Regions from separate parts of the Mus musculus genome. Here region 2 is linked to region 1. A link is a loop called in an ENCODE intact Hi-C map of the cell type or tissue named here. Cell type or tissue: heart. All regions are shown on one strand. Links, peaks and the distances in the headings refer to the core of each region. The heading gives the core; the rest is flanking DNA.

What was found. Peaks named below come from ENCODE experiments on the same cell type or tissue, not always from the same donor. Only the 100,000 strongest peaks of a DNase experiment are listed, where the experiment ranks them.
Region 2: it touches region 1 in a loop (5-fold over the local background); 4 of 42 quality-filtered maps call a loop at or near these places.

What each region holds. Positions count from the first base shown.
Region 1 is chr13:60,595,292-60,610,447 of GRCm38, reverse strand. Dapk1 (death associated protein kinase 1) reads right to left here and starts at 8,501. Exons shown (of 26, transcript NM_029653.3): 1 at 8,338-8,501; 2 at 7,852-8,023. The coding sequence starts at 7,913. In heart, for the core only: a CTCF peak has its summit at 8,601 (motif pointing left); DNase peaks (open chromatin) are centred at 7,857 and 8,537; H3K4me3 peaks cover 2,394 bases; H3K27ac peaks cover 1,846 bases; H3K27me3 peaks cover 257 bases.
Region 2 is chr13:60,645,344-60,660,499 of GRCm38, reverse strand. The region is part of intron 2 of Dapk1 (death associated protein kinase 1); the gene reads right to left. Among named protein-coding and RNA genes, the nearest start is that of Gm35540, 33 kb to the left of the region's middle. In heart, for the core only: a CTCF peak has its summit at 6,302; a DNase peak (open chromatin) is centred at 6,179; H3K27ac peaks cover 380 bases.

The DNA of each region.
Region 1 (15,156 bases), core at 3,707-11,706:
TGATTCTTCTTCCCGACTGGAAAATCCTGCACTGCAGGCCGAGCTTGGGAGCTTGTCATAAACATCTGCAACAGGCTAGACAATTTTATACTAAAAGGGTAGAGACGCGGCCAGGTTCGTGGTCCACGCCTTCAATCCTAGCACTCGGGAGACAGAGACATGCACTTTGAGTTCATCCTGGTCTACAAAGTGAGTTCCAGCTAGAAAATACAAGGTGAGACACTGTGTTAAATTTAAAAAGAGAAAAAAAAAAAGTTAAGGTGGGGTTTGGGGAAATGGCTCAGTTAGGAAAGTGTTGGTCACTCAAGCACCAGGACTTGGGTTCAGTAGTGGACACTTACAAAACCAGGGCTGGGGAGGTAGGAACAAGAATAAAGCCCAAGCCAGCTAGCCAGAGGCTCCTAAAGAATGATCTGTGACCTCCACAAGTATGCACACATTCATGTTCCGGCATACATACACACACACACACACACACACACACACACGTGCACATACATACCCCAAAAGTAAAAGGTGGGTTGGGGGTGTGGCTCGGTGGAACAGCTGTTTATTCTGCTACCCCGAAAGGAAGGAAGGAAGGAAGGAAGAAAGGAAGGAAGGAAGGAAGGAAGGAAGGAAGGAAGGAAGGAAGGAAGGAAGGAAGAGATAAATAAATAGTGGAAAAATAACTCAACCATGGAAATCTGTCCATTCTTGCAAGTGAGATATAGACACTATGCGTGACCCTTTTCCAAAATGAACTGGACCCTGAGTGTTTAGGATTGGTGGTTTGTTTTTTTTTCTTTTTATGGTCGCTATTGGTTTTTTCTTCTTTTCAGATTTTAAAAGACTTACATATCCATAAACAGAAGAAACGCAAGTTTAAACATAAAATTCACCTGTTTTCTTCACACCTTTCCCAAACAGCCTGAGGTAATGGGATGGTGCATGCAGCAGGTACACACAAGGGTGTGAGCCTGCCTAAGCTATTGCGGAGGTCAGAGGAGGACACTGGCTGTCCGCTCCATCAGTGTCTCTCACTAAGTTGGAACTAAGCCAGCAAGCCCCGAGATCCTCTCCCCCTCCCCCCTGTCCAGCACTGGAGTGGCAGGACCTTTTGTTTTTCCTAAGAAAGATGAAATTCAGGGAAGGTTATTAGTATATTGTTATTTAAACCATATTAGTAGGAGAACAGAAAATCAAATGCCACACTTTCTTCCCTCCATCTTCTCCTAACTCCCCACTTAAAGGAATGCACTTAGAATATCCAGAAAGGGACATGACAACTTGTTACTAATAACACACTGCTGTGGAATCCCCATCGAAGCCAAGGGGAGATAGATACACTTTGCTCTGCTGAGATATCCCAGGAAAATCAAAGCAAGTTCATTCATGTCACCTTCCCAATAAAATCCCAAATGACCACACACTAGGTTTGAGCTACAATGACCATGAAACAAAAAACCGTGGATCACTGAGTAGGAGGACCCAGGGGACAGAGACCAGAGTCTTCCACACTACAGTACTAAGAAGTTAAACTATAACCTACGAGTTTTATCAAGTTTACAAAATGCTAACAATTAACTTGGGGACTTGACTAAACAGTATGTACACATGTGCTGGTGCCACGGGTAACTGCAGAGAACAACTGACAAGGAAACCGTAAAATGGTTGGAGCAGGCTTAGAGCCGAGGTAGCACACACGTTCAGAAGGACCAGAGCAGTATGGCCAGCGTTGGCAGGCTTCTATAGAATGGAAACTGTTGCAGTTTGACTGCAACATCCCCCACAGACTGAAGAACTTTTAGGAGGTGGGGCCTAACTGAAGAAAGTAGTCATGAGGGGTGGGGCTTCAGAGGCTGCACATAGCCAGACCAGCCCATAGCTGCAGCAGAGACCTCTGCTTCCTATCCAGAGCTACCTGAACAAGCCTACTGAGCTTTCCCACTGCTGTACAGTGACAGTCCTGACATGGAGGAGGGGAGGTGAAACCATGAACCGAAAAAAAAAAAAAAAAAAAAAAAAAAAAAACCCTTCCCTGTTGTCATCAAGTTATTCTGTCCCAGGAAGACCAAGATAATCCATGCATTCAACTATACTCTACATTGTGTCAACTGGAGTGCCAAACGTGTAGAGGTGTCCAAGATACTGCTTTCAAATACCAATTTGATTTAACTCTGGGAAAGAGGAGGGATCACCACAGGGTAAACCTAATAAAACAATAGGTCAAGCCTGGGCCAGGTCCTCAGATGATCTTGTCACCTTCTAACCAGCGTCTTGAGGAAATTGCTGTGACTAAACGCTGAACAGAAGAGAGATGCTGACCACCAGGCTTCCCCCAGGCCACAGTCTCTGAGGCCTCTGGTGGCCTAATGGCAAGGGAAGCCACCCGACTCCTGTCAGCACACACTTTCTTTTCTCTCCTGATCAGAAATGCATTTCCGAAGCATCATGCTTAGGTTGGGTACACACAACAGTTGGCTAGGAATTAAGGATACGTTTCTCTGCTGAGTCAGTCAATAAATATAACCTTGATTTAGTCTGCCTGCACCCCAAAACCCCAACACACCATCTGAGGAGATACCCTGCAGTCAATTTTCTGTCTTTCCACCCTGTTGCCCCACCACCACCACCTCTCCCCATAGGACCTAGAGGGAAACAGTCCATGCCTTCAGGGAGTGACAAGTCCTGGGAGGCAGGGGACATGGAGCAAAAGACAATGAATGTCCCCTCAGCTAGTAAAATATGCAGTGAGCGTCCTCTCCGCATCACAGTTCTCTCCGTTTTCCTGGGGCATGTCAACACAACTGACCCTGACCTATCAGGTTCCTAGAAGCAAGGTAAAAAAACAAGCCCAGCGTGGAAGAGCATGCGCGCAGGCCCAGGAAGTCAGCTCCAACCCCCTCCGCTACTGGCTCTGCTACCGGCCACCCTGAACCTAAGTTCAGGCCCAGGGCCAGAACACAAACTTTCCATCACCAAATTGCTCTCCCTAATAAATACCACCAGCCTCATGCCTGCCTTCCCACTGCCTTCTCACAATTTCTCACTTTCAATTAAAACGCCTATGGATTTTATGCCAAACGGGGCAGGCCATAAATCTGAATTATAAGCTTCTAAACGCCATCCAAGCCGATGTGAAATATTTAATGCTCCACTCCATTTGTTGTCCTTTAAACTGATCTCACTTCTGGAAGTTTGGGCAGCTATGCTCCTTGCTGTTGGGTGGTAGAGAATGCAAATGTGAAGGTTTCAGTTCCATGAGCTTCGACATCTTCAATGGCTGTCCTCATCACGGTCCCTGATTACTGAAGGCCCATATCTATACTTCTCCTAAGGACCCATTCAGTCGATTGCCACACATTCGCTGAGCACCCACTAAGCACCATCCATCTAATTCAGCACTATAAACGAGAACATGATGAGAAAGTTTAAGGTTGTCACTACCTGGGAGATCAAGCAGACTATTACTGTGCAGGGTGGCAGCCGCCATAATACAGAAATACAGGTTATTGAATTAATAATATTAGGCAGTGACTATGTGTCATAAATCCAGGGCCACTGTCTCAAATTCACCCAAGGCCATATAACTGTCGATGTCCAAAACAGGGCACCAAGGCTTTAACGGCTGCAATTACCATCTATACCTGAAGTCCACTCTCTTCTGCTGCCCCGGTAGCTCTGATACATTGGCCTTGTGTCTTCAGCACACCACACAGCCTCTAGAGAAAGAACCACAGGAATGGACACGGGACCACAGAGCATACCAAGAAGGAGCTCTCAAGCAAGCAGCAAGCTGCAAGGATCGTGATGGACACTAATATAAAACCCTGGGAGCTGTAGACAAGTCATCTATCTGGCTTCTGTAACCATGAAGTGGCCGCAGAGATGCCTCACGGCTGTGGAGGACTTGCTGTGTAATTCAGGCGGCTGGAAGTTCAAATCCCAGCACTCATACAAGCCAAGCATCTCACACACGCCTACAATTCACTCCAGCTCCGAAGAGAAAAGTGGGGAAAGGGAAATAGTTAAGGCTTGCTGACTGCTAGCTTCCCTAAGAAAATGTGAGCCCCAGGTTCAGGGAAAGAACCTGCTTTAAAGGACTAGGTAGAGACTAAAAAAGAAAGGCATTCTGGACTCTACACATGTGCACATGTGAGCACACCTGCACACACACACACACACACACACACACACACACACACACAACTCTGTTGAAAGTTATCAGAGTTACTAAGGAAGTGGGCTTCGGTAAGACCAAGTAAGATCAGACCATGAAACAGGAGATAGGGCCAGTCCCTCAGCAAAGCAGGAGACAAGGAGGTACTCAGAAAACTCAAAGGCCAAGCACAGTGATGGCCAAGAGTTTAACCAAGGCCATTGGTGGGCAAGCCAGCAAGTAGCTGCCCAAAGTCCCAGCTGAGAAAAGATGCCAGGGTACACTGGGCTATTAAAACACCCTAAGCGTAACAGTCCTGAAAGGTGCTCTCATTAGACCTCATCTTGGGGAGCAGTGTATTCCATGGAAGGAGCACCATGGTCAGCTTCTCAGGAGAGGGCAAGAAATGCCAGACAGCCTCTTTGAGTTAGTGGTGAAGGGCTCCAAAATCTAAAGAGAATGTCCCCTACACACACACACACACACACACACACACACACACACACACACTTCTGCTTGGAGGACAGAGCTCTAGCCCAGAGCTGCAGTAATCTGAATCAGAGAAACCAAAGACAGTCAGCTGCCAAAAAGGTCTCCACCAGGACCCTTCGCACACAGCAGGCCCCCTCTTCAAACTGGGAAACAGATGAGACTTCCTCATAGATCCACGGAGTCATCAGCCTGTCTCAGACATGGACCCATCCTGGTCAGGGCTACAGATCAGAATCTGTTCTGGATCGGACCTTCTAAATTGTCTCCACCACTTAAATGACTTTCAGGTTCTCTGAAATAAGTACTGGGACTATCAGTTATGACCTGGAAGGCCACAAAGCCACCAAAATGCAAAGTTGGGTTTTGGTGTCGCCTATTTGTCTGGTGGTTGATCTCATCTGTCACTCCCTGACAAAAACTCTCGGGTAGTATTAAAGTTCTTAGCAGTCAACAAGAAGTTCTACAGTCTGGGGGCACTAACAGATACAGGCACACGCATTCAAAAGCCACACCCTCTCGGTTTCTCCAAGTTAAATAACAATAGTGTGTTCTACTTCCTTAAAATTCATCCTTTCTCTTCCAGATAAGCATTTTTGGGGTCCAATTATGTGATGAACAGCTATATTTAAGGATCACTAAAGAGACCTAGGTGGGGCTCTGTGGTTGAGGGTGTGTTGCTCTTCTAGAGGACACATGTTCAATACCCAGCACTCACACCAGGTTTCTCACAACTGCCTACAATGCCATCTTGGAAAGATCCAATACCCTCTTCTAGGGTCTATCGGCACCTGTAGTTATGCAGCAGACAGAGGCTCATAAATAAACTAAAGTTTGAAACTCTGAATGCTAGTCCACTTAAAGCTCTCCTTAGCAGTTCACAGCTCAGAGCTTAGCATCACCCTGTGCGATGGTTTGTATATGCTTGGCCCAGGGAGTAGCACTATTAGAAGGTGTAGCCCTGTTGGAGTGGGTATATCACCATGGGTGTGGGCTATAAGACCCTCACCCTAGCTGCCTGGAGGTCAGTCTTCCCTTAGAAGTCTTCAGATAAAGATATAGAACTCTCAAGCTCCTCCTGCACCATGCTTGCCTGAAGGCTGCCATGTTCCTGCCTTGATGATAATGGACTGAACCTCGGAACCTGTAAGGCAGCCCTAATTAAATGTTGTCATTTGTAAGAGTTGCCTTGGTCATGGTGTCTGTTCACAGCAGTAAAACCCTAACTAAGACAACCCCGCATTCAGGCCACATACCTGTCTCTTTCCATTTCTCTGCCTGTGAGCCCCTCCCTCCACTCCCAGTCTTCCAGAGACATATGACATCACTCGTGCCGCATCTTCTCTGCCCGTGCCCCTCCCATCAGAGCTTCTTTGGCAGAAGTGATGATGTCCAAGACAGGATAAAACCACAGGTTGTGGGACATCCTTAGAAAAAGCCAACCTTTACCTGCTTCACATTTTGGCAAAATCAAGAGCAGCTATCACAATAGCTGTGCATTTTCTTTCTTAAAAATCCCAACTCCCAGTTACTCCAGAACACCTCTTCAAGATTCCTAGGTCGCATGAATTATTAAACAAACAACTCATCAATTAGTCTTTCATGGAGAATAGTTAGACACAGAAGCATAGACAAGAGCCAAAATCAGAGAGAAACATTAGTGACAAATGAGCGAACCGCCATCCCTGTCATTACAAGCTCGAAGTGAAGATCAAAAATCCACTTGCTAACCACAGGGACGCCCCACCCCCTCCCCTTTCTCTTAATCCATGGAAGAAGGATTTTAAGGGAAACAAAGTCGATGAATTTCATTCATAAAGCAATCAGCTCACCTAATTTTTTTCCCATCCCTTTTCGCAAGATCATTTCTAGAATGTGTTAACCTCACAGAAATGGTATCAAACCCTTTTTTCCCCACCCTTTTTTATTTTCTAAACACCCCCCACCCCCTCCACACACACATATTCATCTTGCTATAAACCATAGAAGGAGAGTGGCTGAATTCCAGTTAAATCAAGTATTTCAACCGCACACTCAACCTCAGTCTTCTCCATACCCACGAAATGTGATCTTTCAGAACCCTGCCTTTTATTTACTTACTAAGATTTAAGATAATAGTATTGTCTTCCTCTGCACAGGCTCCACCGATGCCTCCAGGCTACACTGAACTTACACACATCCTGTACAGTAACTCTTTAGACCTCTCTCTTTCCTGGGCTGTCTGGATTATTACAAAGTTTTGGTTAGATATCTTTCAAAATCCTATTAGGTAATAGGTCTTCCCCCCCACCCCCACCCCCACCCCTTTTCAGTTCCCTGCCCATGAATTAAAAAAGAAGCTTGGTATGAGGCCATGGGGTATATATGGAAAAATACAAACTTCAATACACACTCTGTGTGAGTAATTGCAAGTACGTTTGTTTATAAGCCCGTTTGCCTGCTTCTGTCACAATGCCAATACACAAATTTCACAAGACAAATTTTAAATCTAGGTATGAACACTGGGCTCTCTGCGCACACAGCAGAGATCAATACACTCGGTGGGCTAATGGATACCCAGCACTCGTCAAGGGCTCCCAGTGAAATCTTCTTTGTGCACCTAGACACTGACACACTCTGCTCAGCATCGCACCCCCCACAGCGTGTTGGTACGCTCTGAATCTAGACAGCCGCCATAAATGACACCGAAGCCACCACTAACCAAGCCGGGAATTAAATTCCTGGTTGGAAGAAGTTTCAAAATCCAAGGCCAACATCTGGCAAGTTCCACGCCTGCCTACCAATCCTGGCTGGTGTTGCACTGAAAATTAGCACAAGGGGAGAGAATTGTTTAAGTGCCCATTAATTAACTTGTACGCCGCTTAAAACACACATGGGTGGTCCCTCCAGTTGCAGTTAGAATCTTTGCGTTTGCCTCATTGTCTCAAAAGGGTGAAGGCTGACAGGAGTTAGTAGTGCACACAATGAAGTCTGTTCTTATCCAGGGATTCTGACCATACCCTGTGCACAGTAACTGCACTGTGGGTTGCCTCTCCACCCCTCAGATCAGGCAGTTTATTCATGGTCCCTGGCTTTAGCTGGTTAGGCACCGGTTCCTCTGCTATCCGCCCATCTCAGAGAAGGGCCAGTCAGGGACATGCCCGGTTTAAGCAGCATCTGTTTATCGCGCAGTGCCCCCCACCACACACACACCGCGCGCTTCCGTCACCCCTTCCTGGTACCTGCCCAGTTCCTCGCCGGTGTCGTAGTAGTCGTCCACGTTTTCCTGCCTGAACACAGTCATGATAGACTGTCACGCCTCACCAAAGCCCAGGCCACTCCGGCTCCGCGGCCCGAACCATCCCCACCGCCGCCTCGCTGCTGCGAGCCCCTCATGCACCAAGCCGCAGACCTCTGAAAGACATGGGGAGAAGAATGAGACGGTAAACTCTAAAAAATCGGGGTCCCAGGGGCTGGGTCCCGATCTCGAGGCCTCCCGCGGGCAGGGGCCACGCGCCCTTTGTTAAGTCTAGGCTGGGGGACCCCCACACCCCGCATTGCCGCGCCCCAGCCCCGTGCCTGCGGTTCCCGGGCTCCTGCCTCCGCCTCCGGACAACGTGGGGACAGCTCGGGGAAGGGACACAAAGCGCCCTGCCCCGCCACCTGTTCCCCCGCCCGGCGCCCCGGCCGCCCTCCCGCTCCTCCCACTGCCTGCGGCGGCCACTCACCCGGTCCCGCAGCTGTCGCTTCGTGCGCCCTGAGCCCCGCGGCGGGTCCAGGTCCCCGGCAGCTCCGAGCGGCCTCCGCTCCTTGCGTCGGGCGCAGCTCGGCCCCGCGGGGACGCAGCCACCACCTCCTCCGCGCCCTCCTCCTCCGCTGCGCTCGCGGCTCCTCCCGGTCCGCGCTCCCGCCCCGCCGCGCGCACCCCGCACACACCCACTCGCCCGCACCGAGCGCGCGCCCCACCTGTGACTCGGCGCCCGGCTGCCCTCTGCCGCCCGCTTCGAAGAAGCCGGAGGCTTTCGTCCTCTCAGAGTGTGAACCCAAGGATCCGTGTGGGCCAGGCGACGTGCTCCGTGCCTGGAAAACCACAAAAAAAAAAAAAAAAAAAAAAAAAAAAATAGAGCAGAAATCAATAAAGTCCTGCCCCGGAGGCGCCCACACCCCGATGGAAACGATAGCAAACAAATAGCTTATAAATGAGGTCGCTCTGTTCTTCTGTGTTGACAACAAAAACCGAGAGAGGACAGCAGGGGCCTCATCAGAGGGGGCGTCTCCCGCCGCTTGTTTTGAGCTGAGATGTCTGAGATCCAGGGAGAAAAAGGTTGAACTATCACAGGCTGTCAGTACTGTGGTTGCTCAACTGAAACACAGCGAGTCCAGCTTGAGCTGTATTAAGCTTTCAATACACACCAGACACTGTTTAAGACTGTGTTAAAAAAAAAAAAAAAAAAAAAAAAAGAACGAAAATCGCCGTATGTGTGTCTTTATATTAGCTACATGTCAAAATGATGGTGCTTTGGACCTATCGGGTTAAATAAAACTTTATTAAAATAGTTACACTCGCTTTGTTTTGTTTGCTTGTTTGTTTTACAGTCAGAACAGTAGCCATTTACCTTGCATTGGATTGCTGAGGACTGGCCAGTCTGCGCAGACACTCTGGGTCCACCCGTGAAACCATTATGTCTCTCTCCCCGTGCTCCTGACTTAATAAAGTTCCTAAAGGGGATTCTATCCTGCTGCCTAGAATCGCCAAGGTTCATCCGTGAACCTGCCAAGAGTTCATATCCACACCACTGCTCAAACTCTCCATTCAACAGATATTTTCAACCGTGGAGGCTTGGGCCTAAAAGAACAAAGAGAAGCAAAAGAATGTATCAGATCCTAATCTTAACTCCGTCTCCAGCTAGGAGTGGTAGCACACACCTGTAATTCCAGCACATGGGTGAAGAAAACAGGAAGATCAGGAGCTTAAGGCCAGCCTCAGCTGTAGGAAAAGTTGAAGGTGAGGCTGGAGTACGCATCTCCAAACAAACACAAACAGCAAAAAGGTATTCCTAACGGCCCAAGGAAAGAGTCCAGCGGGCACGATAGAAGAAGGAGATTAGAATGTGCCACTGGCCTAAGTGCTAAGATGGAGAGTCAATACAAGAAGATCTTGAGAATTGACAAATACAATAAAAATAACAACAGCAACCAAAAACAACAACAACCAAATAAATAGAAGGGTGATTTACTTGGGAAGCATGCAAATAAATACATCTGCCAAAAAAAAAGAAGAAGAAGAAAGAAAGAAAAACACGGCGTAACTTATTTTCCAAGGCCACTGAAAGGGCTGGATCTACTCAGGGGCATTAGGGCTGATCAGAAGACATTTTTCTGGTGTCACGAAGAAGTAGGATGGAATTGAGAATTATAAATTTTCATCTAATATTCATGAGCCCATCTAGCAGCTGAACCGGCTTGGAGGTCTCACTCACTGGGATCTGCACTGACTCAGGCAAATCTTTTCGAAGCAGCAATTGTGATAGTTTAAAACAATGTCTTAGCGGGGAGTGGCGGTGCACGCCTTTAATCCCAGCACTCGGGAGGCAGAGGCAGGCAGATCTCTGAGTTCGAGGCCAGCCAGGTCTATAGAGTTCCAGAACAGCCAGGGCTACACAGAGAAACCCTGTCTTGTAAAACTGGAAAAAAAAAAAAAAGTCTTTAATTCCTTGGTTTTCCTAAGACAATCTGGGGTAGCCACACTGGGTGGTTTCTTCCCAATATTAGCTCCTCCCCGGGCTCCATACTCTATGGCCTCTCAGTGTCTCCTAGAACTACACAGTAAAGTCAGAGATCAGAGGAGCTAAGGAGATGCCCTAACCCTTGGGCACACCCACCCACCCACCCATCCTGCCACCAGACAGTTAACGGCTTCTAGCTCAAGTCCTGTGAAGTCATTATCGTAGGGTGATTTTTTTTATACAGCACTCTATCACCATATAAGAAAAATGTGAGAAGCTAAAGGAATTAGAAAAAGCTAAAGGAAACGTAACTTTGAAAACACACCAAGTCAAGGCTGGAGAAATTATTCTCTCAAATGAATCTTTACACAATTACATAAACTAGCTGTTTCCAGTTTAGGGTTAACTTTCTTAGCCTCAGTTTTATCACCCACAAAATGGGGACAAAAGCAAGTGAGATGGCTTAGCAGGTAAAGGAGCTTGCCACACAAGCCTGACAAGCTGAGTTTGATCCCCAGAAGCCACAGTGCAAAGACAGAAGTGATCACAGAAACGTGTCTTCTGAATAACACACAGACACACACACACACACAGATACATACACACAACACAATATGAACAAAATAAAGAAAATAATGAGCCAGGCAGTGGTGGCGCACGCCTTTAGTCCTAGCACTTGGGAGGCAGAGGCAGGTGGATTTCTGAGTTCGAGGCCAGCCTGGTCTACAGACTGAGTTCCAGGACAGTCAGGGTTACACAGAGAAACCCTGTCTAGAAAAACCAGAGAGAGAGAGAGAGAGAGAGAGAGAGAGAGAGAGAGAGAGAGAGAGAGAGAGAATAATGCACATGGGAACAAAGTACATTTTCATCCCCTAAGCAAATCTAAAGAGATAGAGATAATCTGTATAAAAGAGTGGTTCATTATGTAATACATCAGAATATTTAGCATTGATTTTGTGTAATGTTCTAAGCCAAAACAACTCCAAGGGACACATCTCATTCATAGAAGACAAGAACCCATGTGTTAGGAGATTCAAGCCACAAAGGACATCCACACAAATGATTGATTATAATACATATTAAGGGCTATGGCAATCGTGGAGGTCGACTTTAAACCACAGGATAAATTTCAGGCTAATATTTCATAGCTTCATTAGTCTGAGTAAACCAACTTGCTATAAAAACCTCAGAGATCACAGAGATTTATCGCATTAAAGAGTCACTTCTTGTTTGCAGGGAGTTGGGAAAGGACTAAGCTCCATTGAAATGACCCAGTCATGTCCCATCTGATGGATTTATTGCATCCTTATGTGGTCCTTTATGTGGCGGTTGAAAACAGAGAATGTGCAGCAGGATGTCCCAGAAGTTTCTTAGATTTGTAATTAAGGCTTACATTTCTTTCTTTTTTAATTAGCAAGATGGTGTCAGATCAAAGAAAGACACTTTCAGGTGAGTTTTTCATAATATTACTTTGGTCTTAACAAAAACGGACATTTTTTTAAAGGTCTATTTTTTTATGCATATGAGTGTCTTACCTACACACATTATGTGCACCATGTGTATTCCCGGTGCCTGTGGAGACACTAGGCAAGCAGAAGGCACAGGATTCCATGCAACTGGAGGTACAGGTGGTTGTGAGACAAGATGAAGTAAACCTTAGTCCTCTGGGAAGAGCAGCCAAAGTGCCAAACCACTAAGCTGTCTCTCCAGCACCAAGAGTGGATCTTTTAAAAAGCTACCACGCAGAATACTTCAGCACCTAGGTTCATTGTTAAAAGTGCTTTCCTTGGAACTGGAGAGACCATTGGGCAGTTAAGAGGGCTTGCTGCTGCTATTCCAGAGGACCCTAACTCACTTCCCAGAACCCATATCAGGCCGCTCACGACTACCTTGTAACTCCAGTTCCAGGGTATCCAATGCCCCACTGTGGTTTCCACAGACTGGGAGGTGTGTGTGAGTGTGTGGAGGGTGTGGGTGTTGGGGGGCACACTAGCACAGGCTGGGAAGTGTGGGCTCTATCACAGGCTGGGGGGTGGGGGGAGCTATTACAAACTGGGAGGTGGGAGGGCTAGAGAGTTTCATTGGAGAGGTAGCTCAGTGAAGCGATGATGGCTCACAGTCTGGAGAGGCCAATGTGAACAAACATATAACTATGCTAAATATAACCCTACCACACCACACCTCACATTGCCATTCTAGCTTTCCCCACCCTTACAGCTGGTCTGCAAGACTGTTTTAGTCTTTCCTTATCCTCCAGTCATGACCACTCTGGACTCACCCAAATGTCTCCCTCTGACTATGCTCTCCCTCATTTAACAAACTTTCTCCTCTGCCATACCTAGACTCAGTCATGCTCTCCTTTTTATTTTTATTTTACAGCAGAGAGGGCTGGGGGATGGGAGGAGTTCAGGGCTGTAAGGAAGCTGGCGTTTAGTGAGACCTTTCAAAGCTGAAGAATGAGAAGAACAGAATGGTCGATGACGGTGACAGAAGGACGGGCAGAAAGTCACAGGCAAGCAGGGTCTGGACAAGAAATGACTCCGAGGATTAGGACTGTGATCCTCGCTCGGGCTTCTTTAAGGTACCAGATCCCAGGTAGTGCTGGAGCTTTCCAATTTGAATTTGAAGAAGGTTACTAGAGACAAATCAGGAGAGGCTTTCAAATGACAGAAATCTCAGACGCTGGTCCTTTCCTGCCTAGAGAAAGGGATTCTCAGCTTGAAGCTTGGTTTCAAGTCTCCACTCACCTGCCTGATCTTCTCTTCCTGGGTATCTGTGAGGCCAGGGTGAAGGCCCTATGGGCTTTTGCCTGCTGTCTTTCTCTGCTCCCCCTTCCTCTCACTCAAGTTTCCGATTCTGATTTATTATTGAAGTGAAATCCAGAAGTGAGCACTCAGCCTTACACCCTCATCAGAACCGATGTGCCGATCATACTCACATGTACAACTGGAACTTACATCCCTATTGATTTAGTGAAGAGAATTGGGTTTTTTTGCCCCCACTGAGTCTACTTTTTCTCCTCTGTGGTGACTAATGGTCCTCTTTAAAGCCATCCGACCTCACACCATCGATTTCTAGTTATTTTCCTTTCAGCAGAAATTATGGTTAAAATATTTTCAGTCCACATCGAAATCTCTCTCCTTTTTTTTTTTTTTTTTTGAGGATGGGTATTAAATATTGCAGGAGACCCAATCACAATGAAAGCCTCTGGGTGTCCTGGCACGGTTCAACAGCTAAAAGCCTCCTTACTCAAGCCGGTGACATGATTTATGGTCCCATTCACGAAGCATCAGTTGGATTTATAGAAGCATCACTTTAAAAAAAAAAAAAAAAAAGACAAACTCGCCATGAATTTTCCCCAAAAAACTCTTGTCAGCTGGAAGATTTGTAGGGAAAGTAAAACCTGTTGACATTGTGGACCTATTTAATGCCTCGTGCCCATACTGGAAACTCTGTTCACATACCTGTGATGACGCTCCTGCTTCGGCTCACGGAGACTGCGTGCAAACACGCGCATACATGTTTAACGCGTGTGCTGCTGTTTGTTTTGAAGTTTGAATGCTTTTGCTATTTCTCTCATCTCTTTTTTTTTGGGGGGGGGGGTGTTGGGTTTTTTTTTGAGACAGGGTTTCTCTGTGTAGCCCTGGCTGTTCTGGAACTCACTCTGTAGACCAGGCTGGCCTCAAACTCAGAAATCCGCCTGCCTCTGCCTCCCAAGTGCTGGGATTAAAAGCGTGCGCCACCATGCCCGGCTCATTTCTCTCATCTCTAAGTAAAATTTCATGATGATATTTTGTGAGGTCATGCCCAGAAGCATATCCCTCAGGGATGAGGAGCCGGCACTGGATGCTCCTGAGAGGGAGGACCACCGACCACTCCTGAGAGGGAGGACCACAGACCTCTTCTGAAGGCAGCTACTCCTTTAACTTCTTCCTGCGTCACATGAAACCAGGTCATGGAGGCTAATCTCTATGAAGCCAAATTAGGAAGAGCAGCTAGACTCTACATGTCACCTGGTGCCTTATATTGTTGACAGGCAGGTATGGATTCACACACAATGCGATGTCACTGTATCAAAAGTTCTAGTGAAGAGTAGTAGTATGGAAAAGCCTGGTGATGCACACCTAAAATCACTATACATGGAAGGCGGAGTCAGGAAGATTTCGAGTCTGGGTCCATCTTGGCTATCTGGTGATTCAAGGCCAGAGACATCGTGAGACGTAAAGACATGAATAACTAAATAAACACGTAAACATAGGAAAGGAATACTGTGCTGTATAAAATAGACACTACCCGTGATTCAGTGTTGGCCTTAAGAGTTTGGAAGCTGTCTTCCAACTTCTTGGAAGAGTTTGGAAGTTCTTGGCATGGGCCAGTTACTGAATATCTGTCCAAGAATGTGTGACCTAATTTGCCTTTCTTAGGAAAGTTCTCCATAGCAGGGAGTCTTTCAGATTCCTTAATATCGCTTAGGAAGCGTTGCACCAAGTGTCTGCTGTTTACAGCAATGGTTGTTGGACAAGATGTATTCTTTTGACCAAAACATAAACAAAATATCTCAATTGCTTTCATTGTTCCTCCCTCAGTTTAGTTACAAATGCTTATTATTAAATATAATAAAGCTACCATGGTAACTGGAGAGATGGCTCAGTGTTTAAGAGCACTGGCTGCTCTTCCACACGACCTGGCTTCAATTCCCAGCAACTAGAAGATAACTATCAACTGTAACCGTAGTTACAGGGGATCTAATGCTGTCTTCTAGCCTCCGTGGCCACCAGGCACGCACGCACTGTGTACACATGTGCATCTGGGAAAGCACAC
Region 2 (15,156 bases), core at 2,760-10,759, 51 kb before region 1:
TAAGTAGGAAAGACCTAGAGGAGAGGAGACAGACAGAGGCCCACCACCCTCTCTTTCTTGCCCCTCCTCCATCCCCTCTTCTCTGTTATCAGCTTGGTGGATGGTTTGCATTCTGGCAGGACTTTCCCTTGCCCGGCAGCAGTCATTAGAGGCTAGGGGAGCCAGCAGATGGCTTGCTCACAGCTAATTTGAGTACATATTCAAGACAATAATCAGCTACAGATTGACTTGGCACCCACCCCATGGGAGAAGAGAGACCAACAAGCACTACTTAAGCCCATGCTGTCCTCATGACTTTGTCCACAATTGCTTCACCAAGATACACAGTTCTAGTGTCATAATAGCTTGTTTTGAAAGAAACTCTCTATTTCATAAGCAGTCCATCTCCATCTTCAGTAAACTACCCACATGAACTCTGGAACGTTCCTCAGTGGGTTGTAAACTATCATTACTTGGCTTGCTTGATATTTTCCCATCCACTCAGGGAGTTAAATGTACAGGAATCCACTCATAATCTTTCCACACTGACCCCTAAAAGGACATGCCAACACCCATGGAAGTCCCCTGTATGACACAATGCAAGCCACCAGTCAGTGGTGGTCTCCGACAATGACTGAGCCCTTGGGGTCACTGCCTAGGAGACAGCAAACCATTATGAACACAAAGGGCAAAGCATTATCCCTTCTGCCTTTGGCTAGTGGCAGCTTTCCATGACTCTTGACATCTATAATAGCAAAGTATCTGCCTTGTGACTCTTTGGTTCTGTGTGGTGACAAAATGAAGCCAAGTCCTTACTTCAGCTGAGATGCAGGCCAAGCTTCTATCAAAGCCCTGGGTTGAGCTCCCTGGATTCAGATAGAGTATTCAATCACTGCCCCATTTCATTCTTGAAATATCTCACTGTGCATATCCACCTAGTCTGTTTCCTTTGAAATAAGAGACATCTACTGTCGCCAATGTCCTGACCTTATATAGTTGCACTTACGTCGGGACCTTGTCCTGTATTCTGTGACACTGAAGTCAAGGTTTGTTTCTGTAATTTTTTTTTGAGAGCCACAAAAGACCTAGGATACTGATACTGATCACACTGCTCATCCTTCGTGGAGATGCTGCTGTAAGTGTGTACCTCAGGAGAGCACTTCAGAGGACCAAAACTCCAGGGACTTCTCCAGCGCTAACAAATTCCATCTTCGGTTTTCACAAGCTGCCCCGAGTTCACATGGAGGAATCCAGAGAGTTCAGCGCAGCTCTGGGATATGCAGATATGCTGGTTGCTCCTCTTTCATTGGAACCAACAATGAAAGCCACTCAGACATAGAGACATAGACAGGGCTCAGCAAGATGCCTGGCAGGTGATAAAAAATCAGTATTTGTGGGGCTGGGGAGATGGCTCAGTGCTTAAGAGCACTGACTGTTCTCCCAGAGGACCTCATTTCAATCCCCAGCACCCACATGGTGGCTCACAACCATCTGTAATGGGATCTGATGCCCTCTTCTGGTGTGTCTGAAGACAGTGACAGTGTACTCATATACACTAAATAAATAAATAAAAAATAAATAAAAAATAAATAAATAAATAAATAAATAATCAGTATTTGCATGCAACTAGGAGCTAAGGGACACACATTCATACATTTACACACAATGAGATGCCCCAGCAAAGAATGTGTTGATTAGACTCATCCACAAGTCACTCGTCGGTACATGCCCCAGGACTGCTCACTTCTGGGATGATGTGCCTTCTCAAGACTGCGGATACTGCTGTCATCATTTTAAAATGCCTTGTGTCATTTAAAAACAAAACAAAAAATTCTTGGACAAATGGATGTATCTGGAGGATATCATCCTGACGGAGGTAACCCAATCACAAAAGAAGTCATTAGATATGCACTCACTGAGAAGTGGCTATTAGTTCAGAAACATAGAACACCCAAGATACAATTTGCAAAGCACAAGAAAATCAAGAAGAGGGAAGACCAATGGGTGGATACTTCATTCCTCCTTAGAATAGGGAACAAAGTACCCGTGAAAGGAGTTACAAAGTTTGGAGCTAAGACGAAAGGATGGACTATCCAGAGACTACCCCACCCGGGGATCCATCCCATAATCAGCCACCAAACCCAGACACTATTGCATATGCCAGAAAGATTTTGCTGAAAGGACCCTGTTATAGCTGTCTCATATGAGGCTATGCCAGTGCCTGGCAAATAAGGAAGTGGATGCTCACAGTCATCTATAAGATGGAACACAGGGTTCCCAATGGAGAAGCTAGAGAAAACACCCAAGGAGCTGAAGTGGTCTGCAACCCTATAGGTGGAACAACAATATGAACTAACTAGTATCCCCAGAGCTCATATCTCTAGCTCATATGTAGCAGAAGATGGCCTAGTCAGCCACCATTGGGAAGAGAGGCCCCTTGGTATTACAAACTTTAAATGCCCCAGTACAGGGGAATGCCAGGGCCAAGAAGCAGGAGTGGGTGGGTAGGGAGGGGATCAGGGCGAGGGAGGGTATAGGGAACTTTCAGGATAGCATTTGAAATGTATATAAAGAAAATATCTAATATAAATAAATAAATAAATAAATAAATAAATATCTTTTTTAAAAACCAGAGTGGTACACACTTCAAATCCCAGCACTCAGGAGGCAGAGAGGCAGATGTGTGAGTTCCAGGCCAGTTTGGCCTACATAAGTAGTTCCAGGCCAACCTGGGCTATATAAGTAGTTCCAGCCTAGCCTGGGCTACAGAATGGGACATTGTCTCAAAAATTAAAATGATTTAAGAGGAGAGAATAGAAAGCTAATGACTCATAGAGAAGAGCTTCTGCTCTGAGGTTCCGGCCCGCCGCAGCTCACCTTCCATTCTCGAACCTTCACTCTGGATCACATCATTGGTCAGGTGGGAAGCAGAGGAGTTTATGGAGGTCAGCACTCAGCTTACGTTCCATCAGAAAGCAAAGACGGTCAGCATGTCTGAGAAGAACCCTCTTTAAGTCATTCTTCATTCTTAAGAGGCAGCAAACGGCTTTTACTTTGCAACAGCAGCTAACTGGCTTCCAAATTTGGATGGCTGACGCGCCATTACTGCATGAGCTAGGCTTAGCGGGATCTGTAATTTCCCCCCTGGACACTGCCTGAGATGCAGCAGAAGGGCAAGGTGTAAGACACGATCACGTCCTCCAGGGTACAGGACAAGATCAATCACTCCAGGTTACAAGGCAAACCCCCACTCACTCACCAACCTCCAGGCTATAGGGACAAGCTCAAATTCTCCAAGGCAAATCTCTATAGATGGCAAATTTAGCCCCTCCAGGGTTGGGTGTAGTCATGTGACTTTTTTGTATACATGTATATTCATATTCCCCCATGTGTGTGTGTGTGTGTGTGTGTGTGTGTGTGTTAAGGTTGGTGATGGTTCCATACAAAAACTTCAAAAGCCAGTTCTTTCTTCACTTAGTCTTCCTGGCTCACTAATAGGATTTCCAGTGGGACTTCCAATGGCTTTAATCCTAGACTTGGGACTTTAGACATAAGGGCTGTTTGTACCAGTGGCATGATTCTGCCACTGATATAGTTATATAAAAATGTAACTAAAGTGAACGGACACCTAATCTTCAGCTTCTACGCTAGCAGGCAGGAGAGCATCTTTTAACAAGATGGCGCCCGGTTTTATGTCTTTTTAAATGGTAGTAAATACACACTCCATGCTTCCATAATCACTTTTCCTTCTATTTCCTTGCTTGCCTTAGGTGCGAGAAGTCACATAAAATCCTTTTGTCACAGCAAGCTGTCAGAAGGTCCTGGAGTATGTAAGGCAGACCACCATGACACACCAAGTTCTTCACCTTCCATGAGCCTTCCAACTGACTCAGTTAAACAGCACTGCCAGGTCTAGTCCTCAGTTGGGGTCATTCCTCGGCTATCCATGTTAACAAGTTATTACAGTCCTGTTCCACAGGAGGAACTTCCTAGGGACTCTAGAAACCCTGGACTCCTACCCCAGGCTCATGCCTGGCCCAAGTCCCATGGCACTCGGTGTCAAGACACCTACTCTCCCCCCGGAACGAAACCTCTGACTCTTTGCCTTCCATCTGAGGTCTCCAGGGCCCGATCTCCACGGCACTGTGAGCTTTATTCTCTCTGGCCCTACAGCTAGGAGCATGTCCCCAAAAGCCTCCAGAGTCCATGACCTCATCTGAGAGGGGCTCAGAAACCTACACTGGCCCCTCTGACCTCACTGTGCCATCCCAGCAGGATCCTCCTGCCGCTCCTCCAGTTTCTGAGGAGCCAGGTGGACATCAGCCCCCACATCCCCTGAGCCCCTTCCCCTCACAACAGTGGGAAAAGAGAAGGATATGGCCTTGGGGACTATCAGAGCCATCTGTGACAGTGTGCATAGATGAGATTTTGTCTGGGAAGAATTTATATGTTACAGGCTTGCTGATAGGCTAAGACCACAAAGGGATGGGGCTAGATGGGGGCTGGGAGGTTCCGTGGCAAGTGTCCTGAGAGGGACAGATGATAAAATAAGTCTTGTAGGACCTTGAGTTAGTTCTTGTAAGTTGTTACCAATGAGACCAAATTCACTCTCTGGGTAGCCCTGAGGGTGCCCTGCAACCCTGCCTGACAGACCCGCTGGTGACCTGAGGTGGCCAAAGGGACAGGAATGTGCCTTTTGCCCAATGTGTGTCCACGTCTCTTTCCTGGCTCATGCTGAGGCATGGTGAGGTGCTGGGATTCTTAGTGACATCCTAAGGCTCGGCTGAAACCCAGAGGAGCCTGGGCTTCCAGGGTTAAGAGCCACAATGCCAACGAGGGAGGGAGGGAGGGAAGGAGGGGGGGGAAGGGAGAGGAAGGAGGGAGAGAGGGAGGAAGGAAAAGAAAGAGGGGGAGGAGGGAAGGAGGAAGGGGAGGGAAGGAGGGAGATAGACAGATAGATGAGACAGATAGACAGACAGACAGAGATGAAATTAATAAATTGAGGAAGCTGGAAGGGCACCCAGATAGCTATCCATGGGTGGACTAGATTAGAGCAGCAGAGGCGGGAAACTGCTGGCAGGAGTTCACCCCATGGCTGAGCCTGATAATGTCACCCTATTGAAACAAATAGGCCACAGAAACAGGCACCTTACGATTTCAGATGAGGAAGCACAAAGGAGAACAGCAGCCATCACAGGTTGGAGGGAAATCTGTTCGATGGAGTTTCCAAATTAGTTAGCCTTTAATAGTTTCTCCAAGACAAAGTTGTATGTACGTGAGTTGTACGTATGTGAACATATTCCACACCACTGAAATGCATACTCAGAATGTTTAAGGTGGTGAACTTTAAAGCTAGGTGATATGGCACCACAATTAAACACAAAAATAGAGCTGGGCATGTTGAATGGAAGAATACCTACTTACCATGAGCACACAGGTGCACACACACTCACACACACACACGCTCATGTATACACACACACACATCCACATGCACACACACATACACACACATGCACACACGCCCACACACAAAACATATACACATGCTCATGTATACACACACACATCCACACATGCACACTCATGCATACATATACACACACATGCTCACACACATGCATATGCACACACACCCACAAACATGCACACACACATACACATATGCTCATGTATACATGCACACACATCCACACATGCACACTCACACATACATATACACACACATGCTCACACACATGCATATGCACACACACGTACACTCACACATGTGCACATGCTCACACACAAACATGCACACACATGCTCATGTATATACATACACACATACACACATACACATGCACACATACATCCACACACATGCTCACACACATGCACACTCACACAGATGCACACACATGCACGCTCACACACATACATACACACACATGCACACACGCTCATGCACACACACATGTATTTTAGAAGATATGAGGGGAAAGAAGGGAAGAGTTGAGACCTCCAGTTGAGCAGGGCAGAGAAACAGCAAAGCTCAGAGGCAGGAAAAACAGGCCTCACTCTGAGGCAGGCATTTGAGCCAAGTCACACAGAGTCTCTTCATGGGACTTCAGGCCTCAAGCCAGGGCCTCTCAAACCCCAGAACAGCAGACATCTGACTGCCTACTGGTCTAGATTCAAAGCAGCCCTGGAGTGGCACTCCTTCTGTGGAGATTGCCATGATGTTCACACCACCAGAGCAGCCAGGTGTCCCACAGGGCTCGGCAATCCTCAACCTTTTCAGTCACTCTGACCAAGTGCAAGGCTTCAGGCACTGAGGTCACCTCTGTGGGGTGCTAGAGAGTACTGAGACAGCCCACAGTGTAGACCTGTCAGAGACTATGGGAGTCACCCGCCATAGCAGGGCTCCTGGATTGAACCTTAAAAAATAAAAATGAAACTCATTTTCTCAGGGGCTCTGGCCACATTTCATATTTGGCACAGCCACCTGGATTAGCAGGCACAAGGAACTAAGTCTCTAACTTCAGAACACTCTGCATACAGTCATGCTATCACAGCCATCCTATCTGGTATATTCACTTCCTTCCCACTGCTCCATCCTGCCTCTTGATAGAAAAAGGCCCGACTGGGTACCAGACAGACTCCCTGTGCCTTGCTCTCTTCTCTGGAAAAACAAAGGAGGTAAGATGAACACTCCACTCACCAGGGTCCAACTTGGGGACTTTTCAACTCGACGCTGGTGCAAAAGTGACCTACATTCAAAAGAATCCTTACCTCAGCTGCATGTGGTAACACATGCCTATAATCTTAGCACTCGCGAGGCTAAGGCTTGTTCTGAGCTCAAGGCCAGTTCGTGTAAACGGCAAGAACTTGGTGGGAGTGGAGGACCAGACCAGACCTTCCTTCAAATTCCAAATATTTAATTTTTGTCTCTTCCTGAACGATCAGTGTGCCATTTGAAGCCCTCTCTCCACACCGCATGGCAGCAGAAAGCCTACGTGACCAGTGTGCTATGTGGCTGAGCTAGACCAGACATCTACTAGCTTCGATGAAATCGGTACATTTTTCACTTGAGACCTCAGCTAACTGGGTTGTAACCTCATAAGGGGAACGGCATCAAATCACCACCTTGTTCAGAGAGCAAGTGAATCAGACTGGACAGCACCAACTTCAGGCTGGCAGCCTGGTTCTCAGAGCTGGCTATTATTTAGTAGAGAGAAGGGAAGAGGGTCTGTTCATTGCTATATGCAGAAAATCGTAATTAACCCAGGCCTTCTTGAAGAGGGGACCCTGTACCACCTTCAGTTCCCCAAGTATGAAAAATTTTCAATGAACAGCTAAAATGAGTGTGAATCCATGAGTCCCCCACTAGGCAGAGGTGCTGCGGCCAGGGTCTGTACAGTCTGGTTTAGCCTCTCCTCCTGCCAATCAGGAGTCCATTCACAGGCAGCAAGGCACCACACAGAGAAGGCCCCAACTGACCCTCCCACCACATGGCTCTCACAGGCCCCTCCATGAGGCATGAAGGGGTTCATGAAGGAACCCACCGCCCTGTCAAAAGAAATCCTTTCAATTACAGACCCTTCTCTGCAATTACCTTGAGGTATTTACACAGGAGAAAACCAGGGACCAGCTAATATCTAGGGATCATCCATTTCCACATGAATGTTTGCATGGGAGGTCTTCTCACGGCTCAGGTATCTTTCTGTACACATGTATGTGTCTCTCTGTGTGTACATACATATTCGTGGGAAGCACATTATCAATTATCCACTCTCTTCTAGGTCCACCCATTGGTTTGTAGATTCCCCCCCCCCTTGACTTTTGCAATGCCGCCCTGCTCATGCCAAAAGAATTTAATCTGCTGTGTCTAGCATCTTCCCGTGATGCCTCAGGGAAAGCAACTGACAGGCCGAGATAGGTGGACATTGTGTAGAAAAGACAGCAGTCACTTTGAGGTTCTGCAAGCTTCAAGGGAAGCCATCTGCCATCTTGAATAAGCTCTCAAAGGCTGGGGAGAGGTGAAAGAACTGCCAGCAGTGACCGTCAGAGCTCTGGGCTCTTCCTCACGGTTTTGACAATTGAAAATAAAATGTAAGATCCACTGTGGTTGAGTCAACAAGGGAAAGACTTGAAGCATCACTAGCTACTTACCCAAGAAAAGACACGCCTGGCTACCAAACGAGAACTGTCAACATCCAAGACACTTGTCTTCTGTCAAAAGCCTTCTCAATGAGTAATGCTTCCAATGAGGGGATGGGGACTCTGCTGCAGAGAGAGAGAAACCACCCAAAGACTGTCCTAACAAAGGGCAAAATTACATCAGTTTAGTTTAATGGTCTCAATAGGCTTCCTTTCAGATTGCAATCAAGCAGCGTAAAACGTTCTGAGGAGCCGGCAGAAGAGCGAGGTTCAGGAAAGTAGGATCAGCAGTGCGAAAGCAGAAAGATCATTCCAAAGGGAACAGAGAATAAGTGATCAGTCAGGATTGAGTTTTGCAGATAGCTTTTCTGGGCAAGCATCTTGGGAGCTGTACATATAGATGGAGATGTGGAGGCCAGAGAGAACCCCGCTACTCTGGCAACATTCACAGTCAGCCCTTTTCTTTAAAGCGGTGTCTCTGGATGGCCTGGAGTTCCACAGGGAGGCTTGCCAGTGATCCCTAGGGATCCCCCTGTCTCTGGCACCCTGGGACTGTATTACAAGGGTGGCTACCATGGCTCTTTGACATGGGTTCCTGGGAAACCCATGTCAGGTCCTCATTGGGTGTTTACAAAGCAATCACTTAGCCCATTGAATGCATCCCTGGCCCCTGGCTACCTCCTTCATGTGTTTAAAAAGCAAAAGCATCACTGTAAAGATGACAGACACTAATGTGTTTGCAACATTTGCTTGTCTTCCCTCTCTCTGATCCTGATTTGCCCAAAGGTCAGACAAACAGCCTCCGTTTAGAATTTAGTTGATGAACACTGGTGCAAATGACTACATTTTTGTTTTCAGCCTGGTCCAATTGGGGACCCAGTAGAGGCTCCTTTCAGAAAGATGGCCTGTGAGTGTTATAAAACAATCTCCAAGACTTTCTGGAGAGAAAAAAGCTTCCGAGATTCAGTATCAACTTGAAGCTCCAACTTCTTAATCTGTATGACTTCCAAGAAGATGGTACAACCTTATTTGGAAGAGCAAGGAAGACAGAGCATATAGGAACCCAGAACAAGGTAGAGAAGCCAGAAACGCAGGTTCTCCTCAGGCTCAACCACACTCTGAGCTCCCAGACTTCTCAAATGACTCTTGCCTGTCCTTGGGCAGATGTGAGACTACCAGAATCTTTCACTCTGAGCAACACCTCCAAGACCAGAGGCTTGATAAACACAGAACCAACAAAGTCACTGAGTTCCAGTCACCACATCAGCCCCTGCCCACTGCCCCCGTCCCCTGCAAGACAGCCAGGAAGAGAAGCAAGATTTCCTCTTCTCCATGCTCGAGAAGATAGGAGCCTCTGAAGCGCAAGCAAAAGCTGCAGGCGAACCACCCACCCAGACCCCAATTCCATAGGACGTCACTCCATAGGACCTGCCCCTCACACAAAACTGAACAAAGGACCCTCCAAGCCTGGCTTTCCACAAACATAAGGAAAATTATTTCTTAATACCTTATTGAGAACAAGGCAAGGAAAAGCCACCCCCATTATCTCTTCAAGAACAACTCAGGTCCAGGAAGGTAACTCATCAATGAAGTACCTACCACCCAAGTATAAGGAGCACACATAAGGTGCCAGTCCTAGCACAGAATTAGGATACTAGCCAGTCTAGACAAATGTGAAAACTTTGGTTTCAGTAAGAAGCCCTGTCTCAAACTTAAAATGAAGAGCAATCGAAGAAGAGAACCCAACATTGCTCTCTGGCCCCCATGCATACTTGGGTGCATACACCCATTCAAATAAAGAAACGGCTGGAAGTTCGCAGAGAGACACACTGTTACAGATACAGAAGTATGAAATTGAGGCCAGCCTGGGTCACACAGCAAGTCTGAAGCCAACTTGAGCTACGTATTGAGACTCTTGTTTCAAAGTCAGAATGACAATGGAGTGATAGAAAAGGGGCTGATCTTCACCAATGTGCCTCGGTTTCCTAATCTGTAAAATCGGTATGTCTGAGCTCACCTCACAGGGTTAGAGTGAAGAGGCACAAGATCACAACCCCCACCCCATATGTGCTCAGGCACTGGGGTTCCCGAGAATAGACCGTCCACCCCAGACGCTTTCAATCTCAGAGCCCTGCATCATGAAGGAGTCCTGGAGTAGGAACTGAGAACTCAGACAAAGAACACTTCCTCTGTGGTAATTAGGATGTCCCCATTCATCCCTGCAGCTTCTTTCATAATGTCTCATTTTCCCATTTGTCTTTTAGAGCAAAACAATACCCGGCGGCAACACGAACCGGTGACGGCCTCCACTGCTTTAAGTAATAATTTCCCCAAACACTGTTGAATCATATTGATTTGGAACGCGCCCACCTTTTAGCTAGCCAGCAATTGTTCATAGTGTGCATTTGCAGAGGTGCCCTCTTGATTTAACAGTAAATAATATTAAGACACATCTTATTGTTTTGTGGGCTTTTAGAGATGAGAGGTGGTTTTTCAATTATATGAGGGTAAGGTTTTTGCTGTTGCTGTTAATCGTATTTGCAGAAGAGTAACAGGCAGCCCTAGCTCTGTTTTCTCTCTTGTCTGTATATGGGAAAGGAGAAAGAAAAGCCAAGGAAAGGCAGATGTGTTACTTTACGAGGTTTAGATTAGGCTCAGCCTCAGTTCTTCATCCTGCTTAGGAATGGGTTCTGCTGCATCAGTGGCCTCTCAGCACAGCTGGACCAGGATCTAGGTCTTGTGGGATGGTGAGCTTTTTACAGATGTGCAAACTCCCTTTGATGAGAAAGGGATATTGAGTAACCCACACACCCCTAAATCATCCCTGTGTGACTTGGGTGCATGCAGACGGCTCTTGCCATCAGTTTTGTGGACTCCGTGGGTCACCCGATTGGCCTCTCTGCAGCCCAACAAGCACCCTGGCTCCCAGACCTCCCAGAATCCCCAGAACCAATACCTTTACATCATCAAGTCTGACCAGAGCTGTGGCCAGGAACTTGCCACCAGCAGGGTTCCTCCTTAAAGACCTCCTGGAGCACAAGTGAAGTCAGGACAAGAAACCTTGTCATTTTCTAATATCTGAGGGGTTAACCAGAAGCCTGGACAGGACATAGCACTGGCCTTGGTGTATTCTCCAGATGTAACTAACCAGACAGAGGTCATCTGAACGCACGGTGCTCTTTTGGGGAGTCTAGGCAAAATGAAGATCCAGACTGTCCCAGGAGGCCTCCTGACCGCAGTGGCAATCAGTATACCCCTGCTGATGGGTCCATGTGCACACCCTGCTGATGGGTCCATGGGCACACCCTGCTGATGGATCCAAGGGCACACCCAGCTGATGGAGCCAAGGGCACACCCTGCTGATGGATCCAAGAACACAATCCCTCAGTCTTGGGTAGTAGGGCTTCGCTCGGGACAGGGTTGGGGATTCCCGAGGGTGATCCCCTCCATATTCTCACCACAGTCACCATTATGCTCAAGGTAAATTTTGGTGAAACTGATTACTGAGGTCCTGGAGATGGAACAGTAGCTCATCCATGCCAGTCCAACACTCCATCACTTTGCTGGACCTTCCAGCCCCTGAATATTCTAGAAGCAATGAAGATGACATGGATTTTGTATTGCATTTTATTTCAGCTGCTGCTTCTAATATGTCCCTAGTCTTTAATGATTGCTATCGCGCCAAAATAATAATTCTTCAGGACATTGCAGGAGGCAAGAACAATGGCCTTTCTGTAAACCACAGTCAGTAATGCGAATCTTTAAGAGCACAGCCCAAGTTTAGAGCACTCTAGGAACAAGTTCTTTTGCTGGGTGTGGTGGTGCATACCTATCGCCCCAGCACAAGAGAGAGCTGAGGCAAGAGGCTCAGGAGCTAAGAGGTCCTCAAAAGAGAGGAAGGAAGAGGAGTGGGGAGGAGCGAAAGAGAGAAAAGGGGAGGAAGGAGGGAGGGAGGCAAGGAGGGAAAGGAAAGCAGGAAAATCTTAGAAATTATTGAAAACATAATCAAATGCAACTTCCCAGGGCTCCGTTATTCAGAAGTTCCCCGTGCACACGGCTACTCAGATGAAAATAAATACACTGCCAATGTGATGCATTGGAATGTGACTTTCGTTTGTTTGTTTCTTTGTTTTTTCGAGACAGGGTTTCTCCGTGTAGCCCTGGCTGTCCTGGAACTCACTTTGTAGACCAGGCTGGCCTCGAACTCAGAAATCCGCCTGCCTCTGCCTCCCAAGTGCTGGGATAAAAGGTGTGCGCCACCGCGCCCGGCGACTTTCTTTTTTTAAACTCAGTTTTTATTTATTTTTTAGTTGTATATGTGAGTGTGTATATGCCTCGGTGTGTGTGTATGCTTCTGTGTGTGCGTGTCTGTGTGTAGAATATGTGTACATGACTGGATGTGTATGATTTTATGTGTGTACCTATGTGCTTGTGTTTGTGTGTGTTGGAGGATATCTGTGTCTGTGTGTCAATGTGTGTGTGTATGTGCCTCTGTGTGTGTTTATGTGTTTGTATGTGTCTGAGGCTGTGTCTGGGGAGTGTGAATGTGTGTATATGTGTGTGTATGCCTGTGTGTATATATATATGTATGTATATGTGTCTTGTGAGGTGTTGTGTCTGCGTGTGTTTGTGTGTGTGTGTGTGTGTGTGTGTGTGTGTGTGTCCATGAAAACCAAAAGAGGTTGTCAGATCCTTCTTGAGCTCAGGTAGTTATGAGGCACCCAACATGAGTATTGGGTGTTGGAAACCAAAGCTTGGGACTTCTGCCAAAACAGTGTGTGATCTTGACTGCTGAACCATCTCTCTAGCCTCTCTAGGCATCCCTGTAGCTTGCAGGGTTTCCAGCAGGGAGAAACTGATGGGTACTTTCCACCTCTAGCACCTCCCCGCCTTCCAGTAGCAATGAAGCTTCCACTGAGCACCAGCCATACTTCTCCACCTTCTGTGACTCGAGCATGTGGTGTCTTCAGTCAGAGCATCGCACCACCAAGTTACAGAGGATGACAAACATCAACGGCCATAACCTGTAATGGATGGAGGATCTATGGGCCAACAACTCAGAACGATGGATCCCATTAGATATCATCTATTCTTGGTACTGAGGTTTTATTTTGTAGTATATGGTTGTCTAGTTTGGGTATTGTCTCTCCATTTTAGAGTACCTCCATTTAGATTCTCAGGTATATGAATGGATCAGGAAATAATCATCCTGAATGAGATGACCCAGACCCAGAAAGAAGAACATTGCATGGTCTCTCATATATGGTTATTAGTCTTTAAGCATGTATCGTAGAGGTGGGGTAAGCGGTAAGGAGCCATTAGAGGCGTGGCCAAGGGGAGGAGATCTTTCAAGAAAAGGGAAATAAAATGTAAAGTTATATAGAAGGAAGGGGAGATGGAGCATGAACAATTAAAGTGGGTAGAGGTTGGGAGGAAATATGGTGAGGGTTAGATAATACTAAAGTCCTATTACAAATGACATATGTAGACCTATTACCATAGAGGCTTCCTAAAATATATATGCACATAAATATAAGCAACTTTAAAGGTAAAGTCTTTTTCTTTTTTCTTTCTTTCTTTTCTTTTTTTTTTTTTTTTTTTTTTGGTTTTTCAAGACAGGGTTTCTCTGTGTAGCCTTGGCTGTCCTAGAACTCACTTTGTAGACCAGGCTGGCCTCGAACTCAGAAATCCACCTGCCTCTGCTTCCCAAGTGCTGGGATTAAAGGTGTGCGCCACCACGCCTGGCTTAAAGTCTTTTTTCTTAAAGACACAATCTCATCTAGAAAGCTAACCCAGGCTGGTTTAGGTTTCTCATGCCTCTCAGCCCCTCTTGTACTGGGATCACAGGCCTGTTCCATCACATCTGACTCTGGGATAGGATTCAACTACACTCAAAGAAACTTTCTAACTCTTAAGCCAGAGTTTGCTTAATATGCAGGGAAGTTTCCCAATCTGATTCCTTCTTTTCATTCCACTGAGCATGTCAAGGAACCTACAGGGGTGTTCTTCAAGTCCTTTCCTGGTCATGAATTCTATATCTCATTCTTTCTCCTCTTCTTTGTATCCTTGCTACTCTGAACAATGGAAGATTAAAAAGAGGTATGTGTGTGTGTGTGTGTGTGTGTGTGTGTGTGTGTGTGTGTGTGTGTGTGTGATGTATAGTGCTAAGTGCTAAGACTCTATCAAATGGGACAGATAGGGTCTCCATTTTTCATGGGACTCATAGTTAGTTGGAAGATCATATAAACTGATAATCAGTGGCAGTATCATTAAATTAACTATATTTAATACAATTACTAATCATAGTGGCTAAAATGCACAAAATGTCAGCTAAGCGTCAGAGTCGGAGGTTGTGCCGATCAAAAAGACTTCCAGTCATTCAGTTCCTCACTGTGACATGTAAAAGTCAACACAACAAACGCTCCACAAAAGAGATGAGTCAAAGGGTAAAGCACTTGTGACACTAGCTCAAGGACTTGAGTGCAAATCCCCAGAACCCACATAAAACACAGCAGCACACATCTATAACCTCAGTCCTCCTACAGCAAAAGGGAAGGCTGACATAGAAAGCTTGCGGACCAGCTAAGCTGGTGTACTCAGTAGTATTCAACAAAGAAATCCTGTGTCAAGCAAGGCTGAAGGCAGAGACTGACAAACAAGGTTGTCCTCTGATCTCTATGCCCTGTGTGTATCCATAATGATACAGAGGAACATGTCGGTGCACACGTGCACAAAAGAAAACAGTCTGTCCAGTAGGATTTTGTGGGTCCCTTGCCTAGCTGTCCTGTTGCAACCTAATATCAGTAATATACAGGAGCAAGATTTCATCTTTCCCAAATTAGCTTTAAAATCAGACTGAGACGGTAGAATGGCAGCTGTTATGGGTTTGCAGCCATGGCGCTGAGCTGGTGCTCTGTGTGGAGTTTCATTTTAGGTGCATGATACAGTCCTGGGGAAGGAGGATGGCAACAACTACACAACAGGCCCACGGTTGGCTGCCCTGCTCATTGCTTCTCTTAGTGATTCTGTGATAAA